Linked DNA regions of Homo sapiens: region 1 is linked to region 2. Evidence: chromatin loops called from intact Hi-C (ENCODE). Cell type or tissue: dorsolateral prefrontal cortex. All regions are shown on one strand.

Evidence for each region. A loop is a pair of places that touch in the nucleus more often than their neighbours do. Peaks named below come from ENCODE experiments on the same cell type or tissue, not always from the same donor. Only the 100,000 strongest peaks of a DNase experiment are listed, where the experiment ranks them.
Region 1: it touches region 2 in a loop (2.5-fold over the local background); 4 of 110 quality-filtered maps call a loop at or near these places.

The regions. Positions count from the first base shown.
Region 1 is chr6:136,431,108-136,439,107 of GRCh38, reverse strand. All of the region lies in intron 1 of MAP7 (microtubule associated protein 7), which reads left to right. Among named protein-coding and RNA genes, the nearest start is that of MAP7, 120 kb to the left of the region's middle. RefSeq lists an enhancer at 3,723-3,892. In dorsolateral prefrontal cortex, no CTCF peak of the experiment used is centred here; a DNase peak (open chromatin) is centred at 4,267; H3K4me3 peaks cover 1,950 bases; H3K27ac peaks cover 8,000 bases.
Region 2 is chr6:136,522,027-136,530,026 of GRCh38, reverse strand. All of the region lies in intron 1 of MAP7 (microtubule associated protein 7), which reads left to right. Among named protein-coding and RNA genes, the nearest start is that of MAP7, 24 kb to the left of the region's middle. RefSeq lists an enhancer at 3,451-4,261. In dorsolateral prefrontal cortex, CTCF peaks have their summits at 3,397 (motif pointing left) and 4,909; DNase peaks (open chromatin) are centred at 3,416, 3,786, 4,266, 4,926 and 1 weaker place; H3K4me3 peaks cover 6,117 bases; H3K27ac peaks cover 8,000 bases.

The sequences.
Region 1 (8,000 bases), 91 kb after region 2:
TGGCGGATACACACATTCAAACCATAGCAGGTATTAACCTATCAATAGTGCAGTTGAACATAAAATGAAGATCTCACTTCAATGAAACACAAATTAATATGATTTAAAACAGTTGCACATTGTAACTTTCTGAACACCTGTATTCTGTAGCCTGAATTTTGGCAGAGAAAGTGGTTGAAACATTTGTATCTACTATCAAATTACCATGATAATTGTTTATTGTTCTCTCTTCACTTTATACCTTTTAATTAAGCTGGGGGTTGGGGGGAAGGGAGGTGAGAAAGAAAAGGAAGAAAAATACAGTTTTTGTCGCAAGTGGATTTTGTATCATTTTCCTGAAGGTCTTGGTTCTAGAAATTCTGTAGTCTTGGTGACCTGTCAGTTTTTCTTTATAATTAACTGTGACTGTATTGTGTATTCATCAATATTATGAAATATTATGAAATAGTAAAACTCACTGTGACTGTATGCATGCTTGCCCACGCGTGGCTGAACTTTTACAAAGCAGTGAGGGAAGTTCTCCTAGGGTCAGGACAGGTCATCATGGGCACAAGGCCTCTCATTACTTTCTCTCATCAGAAAAAAACAAGTGAGAGAAAAAAAATGCACCTACACTCAGGTTCCTGAACCCCATCTTAGTTCTTCTCCAGATAGCCCAGCAAGTGAGTTTGTCTAATCCCTTTCTCAGGAATGAGCATGATGAATGAAAACCAAGCAAATTCTGGAGTCGAACCAGGTTAGATTCAGACCCTTTCTGACCACTTCTAATTTCTGCCTCTGTGTTTTCAGTGTTAAATGTGGATGCTAATTGCCTGCTTTGCAAGGTGTCTATAGAAATTAGATGTGATTATGTAAAGCTTCTAGCACAATGCCTATTACGATAAATGGTTCTCACAGTTGCTGATGCTGCTGTTACTATGTTTTTTCTCTACAGTAGTTCTGTCTTATTTTCCTTTGAAAGCTGGAGCTGTCTGTGCTTCTCCTATTTTATAGTATCAGTTAAGGGTTTTCAGTGGTGTTTTGGTGTGGTGGAGTTATTTCTTTTACTCAGGGAGCTTTTCTTAGGGAGTTAATCTGATACTATATTAGAGAGAGTAGACTCTCTGTAGACCTTCCTAGGCAAAGTTGAATGAGTATTTGGATGTAGCACATACATGGACACTTCTAGTTAGAATATGAAGCATGAATTTAGGTAGTCATAAAGGTTTATAATAATCTAAAACCAATTACTAAGATTTATAACCAACATTTTGAACATTGAGTAGTATTAGGATAGTTTTTCTAGCTTTTAAAATCAGCCTAAGCTTTTTGGTAAAGTCAAGTTTTGTAAAATGGGTGAAGATTTTTTTTTTCCTAGTGAAATAAGAATTGGCAAACTTTTAAAGCTGGTTTACGATAATTTCCAGATGAATAGAAACTAAAATGTATTGTCAGCTGATGTTTCATTGTAGGCTCCTATGAAATGACTGAATTCTGTCTGTATCCCTAAAAATTGAGATGAAACTGTCATTCTTATACATAATCTTAGCTAAGTGACCTCAGATTGAAGTAAATCAGATCAATATTGGTATTTTTATAACCCCAGCATAGATGGTGCCTGTATTGATTATTGTAAGTAGCAGGGCACTTTCGGGAGCTCCTGATGGAACCGGTGTTAGCTGTACCCTAGGGAAAGAATTATGCAACACAGTGATAAGTCATCTAACTAAATTCATAGCAACAAATCTATTTGGCTTCTAGGCATCTCTTTGAAGTGGGCCAAGGGCTTGGGGATGGAGGTAGGAAACCTGCATTGGTTCCTGCCGGGGCTTCTACCAACTCTGATGGGAGAGCCTCCTGGGCTGGCTGAGATGGAATTGCTTCTCTAGCCCCTTCACTGGATACAAAATAAAGGAGTGAAGCTAAAGGGTGGAAGAACACTTCCTGGCCACCTTCACGCCTGCTTCAAAGCCAAGGTCAGGGGGCTGTTATACCAGGGAGTGCTGAGAAGGGCAGAAAGCTGAAACTGCTCCTTCCTCCGATACAAGAGGCAATGAAAAACTGGTGAAGGTGGCCGATGATGCCCACAGGGGAAGACAGCACTGACTCCTGCTTTGTGGACTCTGCACAGATGCTATATTAGAACTCAAACTGCTAGTGACTTTCACATTTGTATCATTTTTAATGTGGTCACATTAATTTGACCATTCTGCAGGCCAGTGTTCATGTATTACTTTAGTGTGATTTTTCTTATGATCAAAATCTTCTAAAATCAATTTGGTGAGCTATAGAAAGAGAAGGTAAATTTTCCTTGTGTGAAATACAACTCTCAGTAATAAGACTGCTATTAGCTATTCTTTGAATCTTTCCTGTTTTCAGAGATGGCTTTGAGGTTTAATAAATACTTGTCCACAGTGATTTCAGATGATTTTTAAGAACTCATCTTTTAGGATGGATGTGGTAGCTCACACCTGTAATCGCAGTGCTTTGGGAGGCCAAGATGGGTGGATGGCTTGAAGCCAGGAGTTCAAGACCAGACTGGGCAACAAAGCGAGACTCTATCTCTACAAAAAATAAAAATATCAGCTGGATGTTGTGGCATGTTCCTGTAGTCCCAGCTACTTGGGAGGCTGAGGCAGAAGGATCACTTGAGCCCAGGAGTTCGAGGCTGCAGTAAGCTATGATCACACCACTGCACTCCAGCCTGGGTAACAGAGTGAGACCCCATCTTTAAAAAAAAAAAAAAATCATCTTTTAGAATATTTAAAAAATAGAACTTTTTCAGGCATAAGTAGTTACCTTATTTTTGCTGACAAATATTTGTTACAAAGTCAAGTTTAGCCTGCCAGAAAATCTTGCCTAGAGAAAATTGAATAGTTTATCCAAAAGTATTAATTGAGGAACACAGGTGTGATTATTTCTAAGACATTTTAAAAATCTAAATAGTTAACCACACATATTAAATGAACTTCCTTTCCTAACTAGCTCTAAAATATGATTACCTATGATCCTTTCCTTATGCCTATTTGCCATACTCTTATAGTGCTTGTTTTTTAAAATAATAATTCTCAATAATAAATGGGTTATGTTCCAGAAGTTCATATATGAATTAGGTGTTTGAAAGCTGGGACACATTTGCACATTATAAAAATATTTCATGTATAACTGATAACCCACAAAAGCCTATTTAACCTATTAGATAGTAATGTTATTATAAAATCCCTATGAAAAACATGTGTATAGTTATTCACCCAATTTGTATTAAACATCTATTCTACTTTAATGGTATAATGATGTACCTTCAAATTGCTCAGATTCTACTATTTCTAAAGCAGGTTTTCTTGCTTCCTCAAATTTTTCTCCCTACCCTGTCCTCAGCCAACTATAATTTTTCTCCTTCTTTCCTCTACTTGGAAACCAAACTCAGTATCAAAACCTCTCCCTACCTTACTATTTACAGAAAGCACACACCCTTTTGAAATTTTTCTAAGGTTTTCCACTTCTGTAAAATAAAGGACATAGGATAACAGAAAAAGTGTCATGAAGTTTAGGGCATATGCATCATTTGTAAACTAAAAAGAAAACACATTGCCATGTCACTTACTTAGAATACTCCTAATGCATCTAGGAAAAGTGGCAGTTTGAGGGGGCACTCAAAGACTGAAATGAGATCTATTCACATTTGATTAGAAAGCTCAGACAGTTCTTTAGACATCTTCCTTTCCGATAATGATTCCTCTACAATTCTGGAAACAGGACTGGTTATCTAGGAGCAGGTGTTTCAATAAAGAAGAGAATGGGGAGATAGGCCAGGCCTGTGACAGCCCTTTGCCCCCTGGGACGCAAGGAGAGTAGCTGGGTTCCTCCCAACCTCCACTCAGTAATTGTTGGCTTCTTTTTTCCTTCTTCTAGGAGAAGGTATCCATGTAGTTTATCCATTCAATATCTCTCAACCTCCTTCTGGCTTCTCCTACTATTGTAGGCACCAACCCCCAAGTGGATGTTGTAAAGTATGAAATGGTCACATAAAATGCATTCTAAAAGTATTTAGAAGAAAAGAGCCTATTTGTCAGCTTAGTGTTAGCTGAGCTCTTCATGACCCCCAAAGGGCCCATAGCTTAGGCAGATTTAGAATTTGTAATTGGATTCTCTTGTTTGAAATGGATGTAGCATACTTTAAATGAAAATACTTACTGGACAGCAAGCATGTAAATTGCAGTCTGTGGACTCTGCAGCTATGAATGCTCCCTGATGGGCCACTCAGTCAGCCTCTCCTCCGACCTGCTACTGTTTGCCAGGTTGTGGCGCCTGCCACATAGCACACTTTGTGCCTTTGAGAGTTGGCAGAGCTTGTAAAACCACTCTTTTGTTTTGGTGTTTTTCAGACTGGGATCCTTTCCATTAGTTTGTTTTGTTTTTGTTTTGTTACTACATTTAGATGTTCAATAGGTTCCAAAATTTGAGATCCCTTATTTGGGGACATATTGATGTGGCAAATTAGAGATTGAACAGCTCAAAAAAAAAAAAAAATTCCTTGCCTAGTAGAAAGATGATTTAAAAAAATAAAAGGAACATGTTTTAAATCTCAATTTTCTTTCCCACATGAGTCAGAGGAATGCTTTGTGATTTAAATCCCTTTTTCCTGGCCTGATATGGAGTCTCTGCTTGTTACGCTAAGCATACCAAAGCCCTTGCTTGGTCCTATTTCTTTGTTCTCCAGGATGATAGCCTTAATTACTTAATAGATTCAATTATATTTTCAGATCACAAATTACCTGTGAAAGTCACTAGAAGTTTGAGTTCTTTTTTTTTTTTTTTTTTTGAGACGGAGTCTTGCTCTGTTGCCCAGGCTGGAGTGCAGTGGTGCGATCTTGTCTCACTGCAACCTCTGCCTCCCGGGTTCAAGCGGTTCTCCTGCCTCAGCCTCCCGAGTAGCTGGGTTTACAGGCGCCCACCACCACGCCCGGCTAATCTTTGTATTTTTTAGTAGAGACGGGGTTTCACCATGTTGGCCAGGCTGGTCTCGAACTCCTGAGCTCAGCGATCCACTCGCCCTGGCACCCCAAAGTGCTGTGGTTACAGGTGTGAGCCACCGTGCCCAGCCAGTTTGTGTAGCATCTGTGCAGAGTTCACAAGGTGGGAGTCAGTGTCGTCTGTCCCTGCAGACATCATCAGCACCTTCACCAGTTTTTCATTGTCTCTTGTATCACAGAAGGAGCAGCTTCAGCTTTCAGCTCTTCTCAGGTACTCCCTGGCACAACAGCTTCCTGATTCTGGCTTTGAAGTGGGCATGGAGTTGGCCAGGAAGTGTTCTTCCACCCTTTTGCTCCACTACTTTATTGCCTATCCAGAGAAGGTGCTAGAGAAGGAATACAATTTCAGCAGCCCACGATGCTTTCCCATCAGAGTTGGCAGAAGCTGGGGCCTGGAACCCATGCAGGTTAGGCTTGCAAAACTAAGAAGGGTAGGAATGGTAAATGTATCCATATGGAACAAACCTTGCTTTTAAGCCTCTGATCCAATCCGAATAGCGTGGCTTCTTGAAGGTTTTGTTCCTACTTTTGTTCACTGTTACGCTATGTACCAGGAAAGCAAAGCCTCCTTGGAGTTTTCCTTGTGGTTATTTCCTTGGAAGTGGCTGACTTTTCCAGTTGAGTTCAGACTGGCAGAAGCAGAGAGTGCAAGAGAGTAAGTTACCAACTCTGGGAGCAAGGGATCAGGTGTAGATGCTGACAGAAGAAGGTAAATAATACTCAGTCAGGACTGTGGTCTCACACATCAGTGAAGATTTAATAGAGCACTTATGAGAAGATGAATCTAGAATATCTAATTCCTGTAGCCACATATTGAAAATGATGAAATTAGTTGCAGTTAAAGAAAGAACTTGAAAAGTAGACTAAAATAGATTACTAAATGAGAAAAGAAAGGGGCAGAAGAGTAAATTGTTCTGAATAAATGGAAAGCAAATACATATATTTATACATAGTTTTTTTTCAGAAAGGAAGAAGGGAAAGGCTTTTACCTTTCACTTTATAGCTTTTTGTACTTTTTTGAATTTCCTAACCATGTAATAGACATTTCTTTCTTAAAGCCAGCCACAGTGACTCACACTTGTAATCCCAGCCACTGAGGAGGCTGAGGTGGGAGGATTACTTGAGGCCAGAAGTTTGAGACCAGCCTGAGCAACATAGTGAGACCCTATCTCTTAAATAAATAAATAAAAACACTTCCTTTCTAAGATAAAAAGAATAAATGGGCTACCTGGGTCACAGAATTATGGGCTTTTTAGATGTTATTTTCATATTCTTTCTGTAGTATGGAAAATCTAATAAATAAAAGTAAAATTAGGCTAAATCAATAGATAAATTTACTTTCTTTTTATAAGCAAATGTGCAGTTGATACCTATCTAGTATTAAAGGTTTATTTGTAGAACAGTTGAGAGAGAAGGTAATTTAACCCTTCTGTAACCAACCTGTGAGTTGCACTTCATATAGGACCTTAGAATACTAAGTATTTGAGAAGAATTGTGGCTCAGGAATTATCAGGAGCTATATGAGGTTAGTGGGTTTGATCGGGGAACCTTTCACATTCTTTTTAGAATTCCACTGGCTGCTAAGGCGTTTGAATTCCTATGGAACTGATTTCTATTACAAATGTTATTAAAACTTGATGTGGCATCTCTCACTCATTTTTTCTCCTGATATTGCTTCTCCCACTATTTTCAAATCTAAAGCTGCTCTGCTTTAATATAACGAACCAGGACCTGCTTTGCTTTCTGACTTTTGGAACAGATTAGGCTACATAGGATTCATGATGGATCAAATAAAAGAGTTACTGAATAAGAAATAAGACATTTGGAAGGCTAAGATGCATGGACTTTATTCTGTAGCCAGTAGGATCTCTGTATCAGTTTAGGGATTTTTTTTTTAATTTATGAGTACAGAATTTCTTAATGATTTTAACAAATTGGGGATTTTCTTTTCTCTAACCTATCGGGAACATAGAAGTGAAGAGTTGCTGATACTAGACCAGCAACTTAAAGATGTCAGGGCCTGAGTCTCTGTTGTTCCCTCAGCCTTTCCCTCCTGATAGCCTCCTGGTTTCCAGATAGATGCTCTGCCTTAAGCATCACATCGACATTCAAAGCAGGAAGAAAAGGAGAGGTGTAGAGCAAATAAATTCACACACCAGAGTCTGCTGTGCCTTAAGGACCATTCCCACAAACCACACCTAACCACTTCAGTCTTCAAAGTTTTGGCCAGATCTGTGTCCAGTGGCCAATGAGGGTTCTGTTAGAAAAGAAGCATCAAGGCCGGGCACAGTGGCTCACGCCTGTAATCCCATCACTCTGGAAGTCCGAGGTGCGAGGATCACCTGGGGTGAGGAGTTCAAGATCAGCTTTACCAAGATGGTGAAACCCCGTCTCTACTAAAAATTCAAAAATTAGCCAGGCATGGTGGCACGCGCCTGTAGTCCCAGCTACTCGGGAGGCTAAGGCGGGAGAATCACTTGAATCCAGGAGGCAGAGGTTACAGTGAATCAAGATCACACCACTGCACTCCAGCCTGGGTGACATAGCAAGACTCCGTCTCAAAAAATTAAATAAATAAATAAATAAATAAATAAATAAATAAAGCATTAAAAAGTTGATATTTATTGGGTAACCAGCATGGAATGGAATGATATAGCCCCTTCCCTATGCAAACTTGTAGTATGCATTTCCAAGAGAGAAATGTTACATCAAGTATTTCCCATTATGTTTTGGTTTTGTTTTATTTTAATGTGGAACACATTTTTTTGTTTTGCCTCTCATGGGACTCAGTATTTAGAAATTTTGGAAGCATACATTCTGAAAATGATACAAGATAGAATGAAATCAAATGCTAAATAGCGTGGGACAGATTGCATTGGAGTGCAGTAAAAGTCAGAGAAAGAAATGTGATGGTGGTAGGAATAGCTTAAAAAGATTTCATGGGAAAGGGACTTGAGTTGGACTATGATGGATCGAGTTGTACTATAA
Region 2 (8,000 bases):
ACTCTATGTGTGCGTATGTGTATGCAGGTGACTACATGTTAGTCTTTTATATAGCATTGTGACAGCTAGGCCCAAGTCATGAGCTTACTTCCCCAAAGATCAGCAAGTTTGACTCTGTTTCATATTCATCCAACTCACAGGTTGGACATAGGCCAGAGATGCCAACCAGCCAGGGTAGGAGGACAAAGAGACATAAATTTATTGTGGACCAAGCGGGTGGGGCCTGCAGTTGCTCGGGGGCCTATTGGACTGTTTTAATCATAGTAGCTGAGTGGTAATGTTTTTACCCATAAATGTGAATACATTTTGAAATTATACTGCAGAATATTTTTACGCAATATAAAGCCAATCTAGTTGTAAAATCTACCATTTTGCACTAGGCAGTGCCTCATTTCTCTCAAATTTGTACAAAGCCTCTATTAATACAACATTTATCACTTTAACAATTTAAAGAAAGTAATTGCAAAACCTTACTGATTGTTGGAGGGCTGCATGCCCATTTCCCATGGGGACTGATTTAAGCCTCTGTATCTGCATGTGACATGCAAGGATAGTTGTGCCACATCTAATTGAAAATGCTCCTTAGTGCTGGAGAAGAGTTCAGGAGGCTGGGCGCGGTGGCTTATAACCTTTAATCCCAGCACTTTGAGAAGCCAAGGTGGGTGGATCACTTGAGGTCAGGAGTCAAAGACCAGCCTGGCCAACATAGTGAAACCCCATCTCTACTAAAAATGCAAAAAAAAAATTAGCTGGGTGTGGTGGCAGATGCCTGTAATCCCAGTTACTCAGGAGGCTGAGGCAGGAGAATCACTTGAACCCGCGAGGTGGAGGTTGCAGTGAGCCAAGACTGCGACTGCACTCCAGCCTGGCGACAGCGAGACTCCATCTCAAAGAGTTCAGGAATTCAGAGTAGTGTTTATTTTACTTTGGCGGATATTTAAATTTAAGGTCTCACCATATCCCTTTCCGTATTTGCCTTTGGTTTGGATCAAAATGTAAAAGGGAATTGCGAGAAGATGGTACCCACACCTCTACAGGGATCAAGCCACAGTATTCCTGGAATTCCCCAGGAGCTAACCCCTATATCCATTAAAGATTGGGTGTGAACATTTAAGAAACTAATCTCAAATGAATTTATGTCTTAAGTGAAAAATGTGTCCTTTATAAGGGAAGGAAAAAAATCCTTTATTGTTATTATTTGATCTTGTGCTGTTTGCTTTTCTGTGACAGTGACACAGCTAGTTGATGTTGGGGTCAGGATTTACACGACAGCAGGATGAGAGCATCTTGACTCAGTGGAGATAATGTGTTAGTTATTAGAGCAGCAGCTAGCTTTGTTTGGAAGCTGTAAGCTGTATTTGGGTGACAAACATTTCTAAATGAAATTAGTCATTTGCTTAATACAGATTTTCATTTTCTTTACCAAAAGGTAGTTTCAAGTATGCTTATTTTGTATGTGGGGTTTTTTTTGTTATTATTTTGCTTTTTTGTTTTGTTATGCTTTTGCTATTGTAAATACTGACCTGACTCTCTTGAAGTAGAGGAAAGAAGCTAATGTGGATTTGAAAATATTTTCATTTCACAAATAGTATGATATTGATGTATATTACACCTGTGTTTATTGATCATCTGATTAAAGAAAAATAATAGGAAATAACAAATCATGTCTCATTCAAGAATAAAAGTTTACAAATATAGAAAATTATGGAAGTATGTTACGTTTACAATTTGTATCCATTTTTTTATTTCTTAAACAATAAGATCTTATATGCGTCCTCCCTTTCCTTCCATCTCCACATAAATTGGAGATCGATCTAGGATTCTAAAACATCTGGGTCAAACATTTGTCATCGGGAGAAGCACTGGACTAGGAGGAAGATGGTCTAAATTTTAATTGTAGACTTGCTGCCAACTAACATTTGACCTAGGCAAGGAATTTCACTTCGTGAGATTCAGCTTCCTCGCATGTAAAACGATGCTGACTCACTTGCTTTCTCAGGCCCATTCAGCTCCAAAACTCCATTCTATTTTATTCCAAAGACCCACTGCACAGATTGACACAATTTAAAATAAACTCTAAAACTGAAATTTCCTGCGTTTCTTCATGCCAGAGATCTAAATACATGTGAACTTAATTAAATCAAGCAGCCTGTGGAGGGAAAGAGTTCTTAAGATTCATTTATTTTTTTCAGCATGTGTTTGCTCACAATTTAGTACATCCCCCAGCACCATGCTGGACAATAAGAGTAGATACAAAGAAGTACTTCCTGGTAGCATTGATAGTTGAACTGGAAATACCTTGAAAATAATTACAAAGCAAAAAATGGACTAGTTACAGCAAACTATTATAAAGTATAATAATAGTTGGTATTTATTAAGCACTTCAAGTTGCTAGCACTACACGCATTTAATCCTCACCCTAATACCATAGGTAAATGATAGTCATCACCCCAATTTTACAGAGAAAACGGAGGCACTGAGAGAGTTAAGTGAATTGTCCAAAGTTACTGTTCCACGCAAGAGATTTAGAGAGGATATTGTACTTGCCTTAGACTCCCTTGGGCCCTCTTTTGGGTAAGTAGGTTTAAGTACTGAGAAAAAGTAAGGGAGTAGTTGGGGAGTGGGAGGATTGCTTTTGACTTGCTAAGCAGACTTGATTTTTATTAAAACACAAAAGCAAAAAAAATGTTTTTTCTTAATTTGGCAGTTGGCATGTTTTAATGTCATTTATTGTAAATTTTTTTTGGAGACAGCACACATTTTAAGCAGTCTAGAAGTGGAGAGTCTTAAAGTGAGATAGCTTATTTCAGGAGAAAACAATAGTCACATGATTCTGTGCTTTGAAGAAAACGATCCAAAAAAGAGCTAAAATTGGGTCAAGTGTTGAGCATTGCTCAGCACCGCTGGTAGCAACTGCCCAGAGCGGTAGGGATTGAGGGTGGGGGGTGTGCTGGGTGTAATAGAGACAGGTTTTTCTCCTTTGGAGAATTCCCCAGTATAGGTTCTGTCCTTGAAACTTGAGTTGCAGAGGAGACACTCCACGTTGTGATCTCTGGTGGGAGCCAGCATAGTTCTTCCCTTGCCTGTCTTCACCAGAGGGTTTCAGGGACATGGCACTGGTGGCCCTCATGACTGGTGCTGCCAACCCTGTTCTTATACATGCTCTGGGGTGGTAAGAATGTCAGGAAAGTAAAGTGAGCTGCTCTGTGGGTACCAGCCATGCCTTCATTCATCCAGGGGCTTGCAAACATTGTTATGATAGACAACCTGGCCCAGAAAAGAAGAAAAAGCCTTTCTTCCTCAGGCTTCTGTCTCCATACTGAGGAGTCTACTGCTGCTTGTGCAAGCAAAACTCTTTCTCCTCCCATCCTGCTGCGCTGCCGCTGAGAGGAAGAGGGAGCTGCCCAGCGGCCTCACGCTGTAACCCTCTGCTGGTGAGTTCCCAGAACCCAGCATCCTGCAAGCTGCCGCTTCTCAGCTGGGGAGATGGAGCCGCTCTGGGCCCTTCTTGATTAGGATATGTTAGGGTTGTCAGGGCAACTGTTAACGGCAGCATATCATATTTTCCCCTCTCTGCTGTGGGCTGAATATTTTACTGTGTGGTAGCAGGAAGAAGATTGGAAAAAGGTGCTGCAGCAGGAAGAAGCTGGGATCTGATTGAACAGGTTGTGCAGTGGTGGGAGGCATCAGACCCTGCGTGTCTGTAGTAGGGCTTTTCTGGAAGGAGTGTGTGTGTGTGTGTGTGTGTGCGCGCGCGTGTACGTGCATGCATGAGCCGGAGCAATCACCAGCGCATGTGCCTGTCGGGGAGTCAGTGGGAGGGGGCTGGTAGGGGAGGTGGGGAAGCTGCTGCTAGGTGAGGGGAACTGCAGGGCCTCAGTTGCCAAGTGGCTGGTACTATCTGTCAGCTGTTTGCAAACTGTTTACCCATAGGGGATCTATTACAAGTGCTCAAATGAACAGGCAGCTTAGGAACTAGCAGCTTCCTGGGAGCTGCAATTACATAAGCATATATTTTTAATATAATCACAATTAAAAAAAAAAAAAACAAGTAGCAGCGGTATGCCTGGATCAGCTACAGCTCTCCGACATGAGAGACTGAAGAAGACCAATGCAAGGCCAATTCCTCTTGGTTTATTCACCATTAATGAGGAAGACGAACAGCAAAAGAATGGAAATTCCAGAAGACCAAAAGGTATGCATTAGCTCCACCCTTTGGTCGGAGCCAGATCCAGCCCTTGTCTCCCACACTGCCTATAGAACGTTTTATAAACTGTGCTGCTCGTGCATGCTCCAGGGAGTGCTTGTGACCTCCTAGCACGGTTTGCTGGTAGTGTTTATACCCTCTGTAGGGTTGTGTATGCATGAAATGGGAAACAGTTTTTGTAGATTCGGTGTATTTCAGATCAGTTGCCTTTTTTGACTTAAGCTACTTTCTTGGCCTAGAGATGTTTAATTTTTCCCATGCTCACTTCAGCAGTGACCAGTCACTCTGTCCTCATCAAGAGGAGGAAATACTGAGTTATCAAGGTTTAAACGAACATCTCCCCACCTTCCTTAGGTGCCTCAGATAATTTTTGCTTATTTTAATGAAGTGAGTTTCTGCTTTAAAGGATGAGTTAAAGTGACTCAAGAGTGCAACCTTTTCTAGGCAGAGGGTCAAAATGTCACTTCCCTTTCTATACTAAAATGTCAAGAGTAAAGAGGAGCACAGCAAACATTGAGGGCGAATGTGGAGGGTGAAGCTAGGGAGCAGGGAGGAGATCATGAGGTTGTATAACTGTTGATGATAACTGAATTCGTGTATGGCAGTTGAAATGCACAGGTTACAGAAAAGGGAAGTCTGACCCTTGTGTTGTTCTTTCACAGTATGAAAGGTAGCAGCAGCTTACCAGCTTCTTGAGAGCCTGTGTACTGCATCATTGTCAGCATTGTCTCACAGCTGCCCTCCCAGGGCTGTAATTATCAGCCAGAGACAGCAACATCAGACATTTTTGAAAAAGGAGCTTTAAGGCCTGTGTTTTACATTTTCCAGCATCCTAAGTCTTGCTTCCCCTTCCCCAAAATATATAAGCTGTTCTTAAACAGATGGGTTATGAGTTTTCTTGCTTTTATGTGCTGATTAATTTTTAGCTTGCTCTTAAATTATTCTGTCACTGAGGTATCAAATTTTCTTCTGTGATGCAGAGAGGTAGCATGACAAAGTAGAAAGCAAATATTTAAGCAATGATAAAGTGAAGAGTGTTAAATAGAATCCAGTGTCTGAGGACTCGTTTTCTTTTTCCTGTTTCTCGAATTAATCTTACTTTGCTTTTCTTAAATATAATTGAAACTGTCTACATTAAATCCAAAAGCATATTACTTCATTTTTATGAGACAGTACACAGGGAAGTTCTAATAAGTAGAATCTTACTACTGTAGTTGATTTTTATTTACTATCAGACCTGGCTCCTGTCTGAGAACCAAATGACCTCAGAAATCAAATGATGCTATGACTGGAGGGTGACTTAATGTGATTCTTTTATTTGCCTGTGAATTACATCATTGAACCAGAGTGTGTTGCTCTGGATGAAAACTCAGGACTTTAAATTTTTAGCAGCAAATCATTTTGCCTCTGAAAAGTTGGTAACTTTTAAAATTAATGTAGATTTGTTGAATTGTTCTCATGGGGTATTTTTGGAAACATTCTTGATTTGTGGTACTTTTCCTTGGATGTCTTGGACAGTAACTTAGGATAGCCATCCATTTTATTCTTAATAATTTTCTTTTCTTTTCTTTTTTTTGAGATGGAGTCTTGCTCTGTTGCCCAGGCTGGAGTGCAGTGGCACAATCTCAGCTCACTGCAACCTCTGCCTCCCAGGTTCAAGCAATTCTCCTGCCTCAGCCTCCTGAGTAGCTGGGATTACAGGCACCTGCCACCATGCCCAGCTACTTTTTTTTTGTATTTTTAGTAGAGACGGGGTTTCACCATTATTGGCCAGGCTGGTCTCAAACTCCTGACCTTGTGATCTGCCCACCTCAGCCTCCCAAAGTGCTGGGATTACAGACGTGAGTCACTGCGCCCTGCCCTCTTCTTAATAATTTTCTTGAATACCTCTGCCTGTCTCCTGTTGTTGTTTTTGTTTAGTTGTCTTTTAGTATTTTTTTAAAAAGGAAGAGAAAGGGGAGGAAAGAAGATGCTTCGAAAAACCTACTTATTTTTGGCAATTTTTGCAGCTTCTTGGATAAGAGAGACTTAATCAAGGAGTTTCTGACCCCCTACCATTTTTCTTTCTATCCCTGCCCATAGTGGTGGGAAGGGCAAGGGTAGGTATTGGAGGAATACTGGGAGAAAAAAATCCTGTGCTGATAAGGATGTCCAAACTTTCTGTGGATCACCAATTGTCTCTATGACACATTCAATAAAATAACCAGATAACCGTGGATATCTCTAATTATGCTCAATGAATAACACTATTGACTTTGACTGAATTTTTCATTGGGTCCATCTTAACAATAGGAATATTCACTTTGTAGTCCAGCTTTGTTCCATGGAAAATGATGGAAATGTTCTGTATATGCACTGTCCAATACAATAGCCACAGCTGCAGAGCTTGAAATATAGCTAGTGCAACTGAGAAACAAAATTTTAGTTAAATAGCCACATGTGACCACCTTATTGGACAACACAGTTCTGGTCTGTAGCATTGTTACGTTCTGAATTTGTGTCTTCTCTGGTTCGTTCGTCCTTACTGCTTCCTGACGTTGGATATGGTTGGGTCCTGAAATGAATGTGGTTATTAAGAGAACATCAAGGAGCAGACAGCCTCTGTACTGCATGAGAACACAGAAACCTGGATGTGTAGACAATTTCATTTTACCTTTTCCACTTAAATGTTGTTGCACTGTTCTGATTATTATTATTACCAGTCACTAGTTGCCTGTATCATTTGTTGCACCTTTTAATGGACTCTTAATTTTTTTTTCTCCTTTTTATTTTTATTTTTTCTTTAGTGACAGGGTCTTGCCCTGTTACTCAAGCTGGAGTCCAATGGCATGATCATAGCTCACTGCAGCCTCCAACTCCTGGGCTCAAGTGATCGTCCTGCCTCAACCTCCTTAATAGCTGGAATTACAGGCACATGCCACCACACCCAACTAATTTTTTAAAAAGCTTTTTGTAGGGATGGGATCTTGCTATGTTGCCCAGGTGATCTTGAACTCCTGTCTTCAAGTGATCCTCCCACCTTGGCCTCCCAAAGGGCTGGGATTACAGGCGTGAGCCACTGTGCTTGACCATCTCTTATTTTCTAAATTAAGTATTCCCAAAGCATCATAGCAAGATGACATACAGTTTATTTTTTGTGTGTGACTATTGCGATACACAATCAGAAACTTTTCTTTTCCTACCCCATGGCCTCATCTGCCAACCATACCCAAACCTGGTTTTCATGCTTAGTGTCTTTTTTCTACCAGTAATAAAGAAGTTTGCCATCTAAATTTGATGAGTTGAATGTTTCTGTTCAGGATTATCCTGGCTAATGATGAGTACCATCTTTTCAGGTACCATACTGTTGGGCAAACATCAAATAACTCAGTAAGAGAGAACATGGAGATTAACATCTGGCCTTCTATGGTGGCTTCATAGTTATCTGGTGGGGTGACAATAGTTTGTTTAGATGGCAGACTAGATAATTCTTGAAGGAGTGATTACTCTTCCATGTAATCGGTAGGAGTGTAATGTTTTACATACCTGACTGTTATTACCACAGTAATTAAATAATCACTGGGAGCGAGCTGGGCTTATGCTGATGCTCTTATACCTCGGAACCTCAAGCCTCCTTGTAATGCTGACTTCAGGACTGGCTTAGGAGAGACTGTTTAGGTGCTGCAGTAACTAAATGCCCTTGGATAGGTCTCAAGGCAAACCTGCCTTAGACGGTGAATTTTGCTGAGCACAGCGATTATTAAGTAATAAGGCATTTTCCTCCTAAACCAGCATTTGTTAAATGCTCACTCTG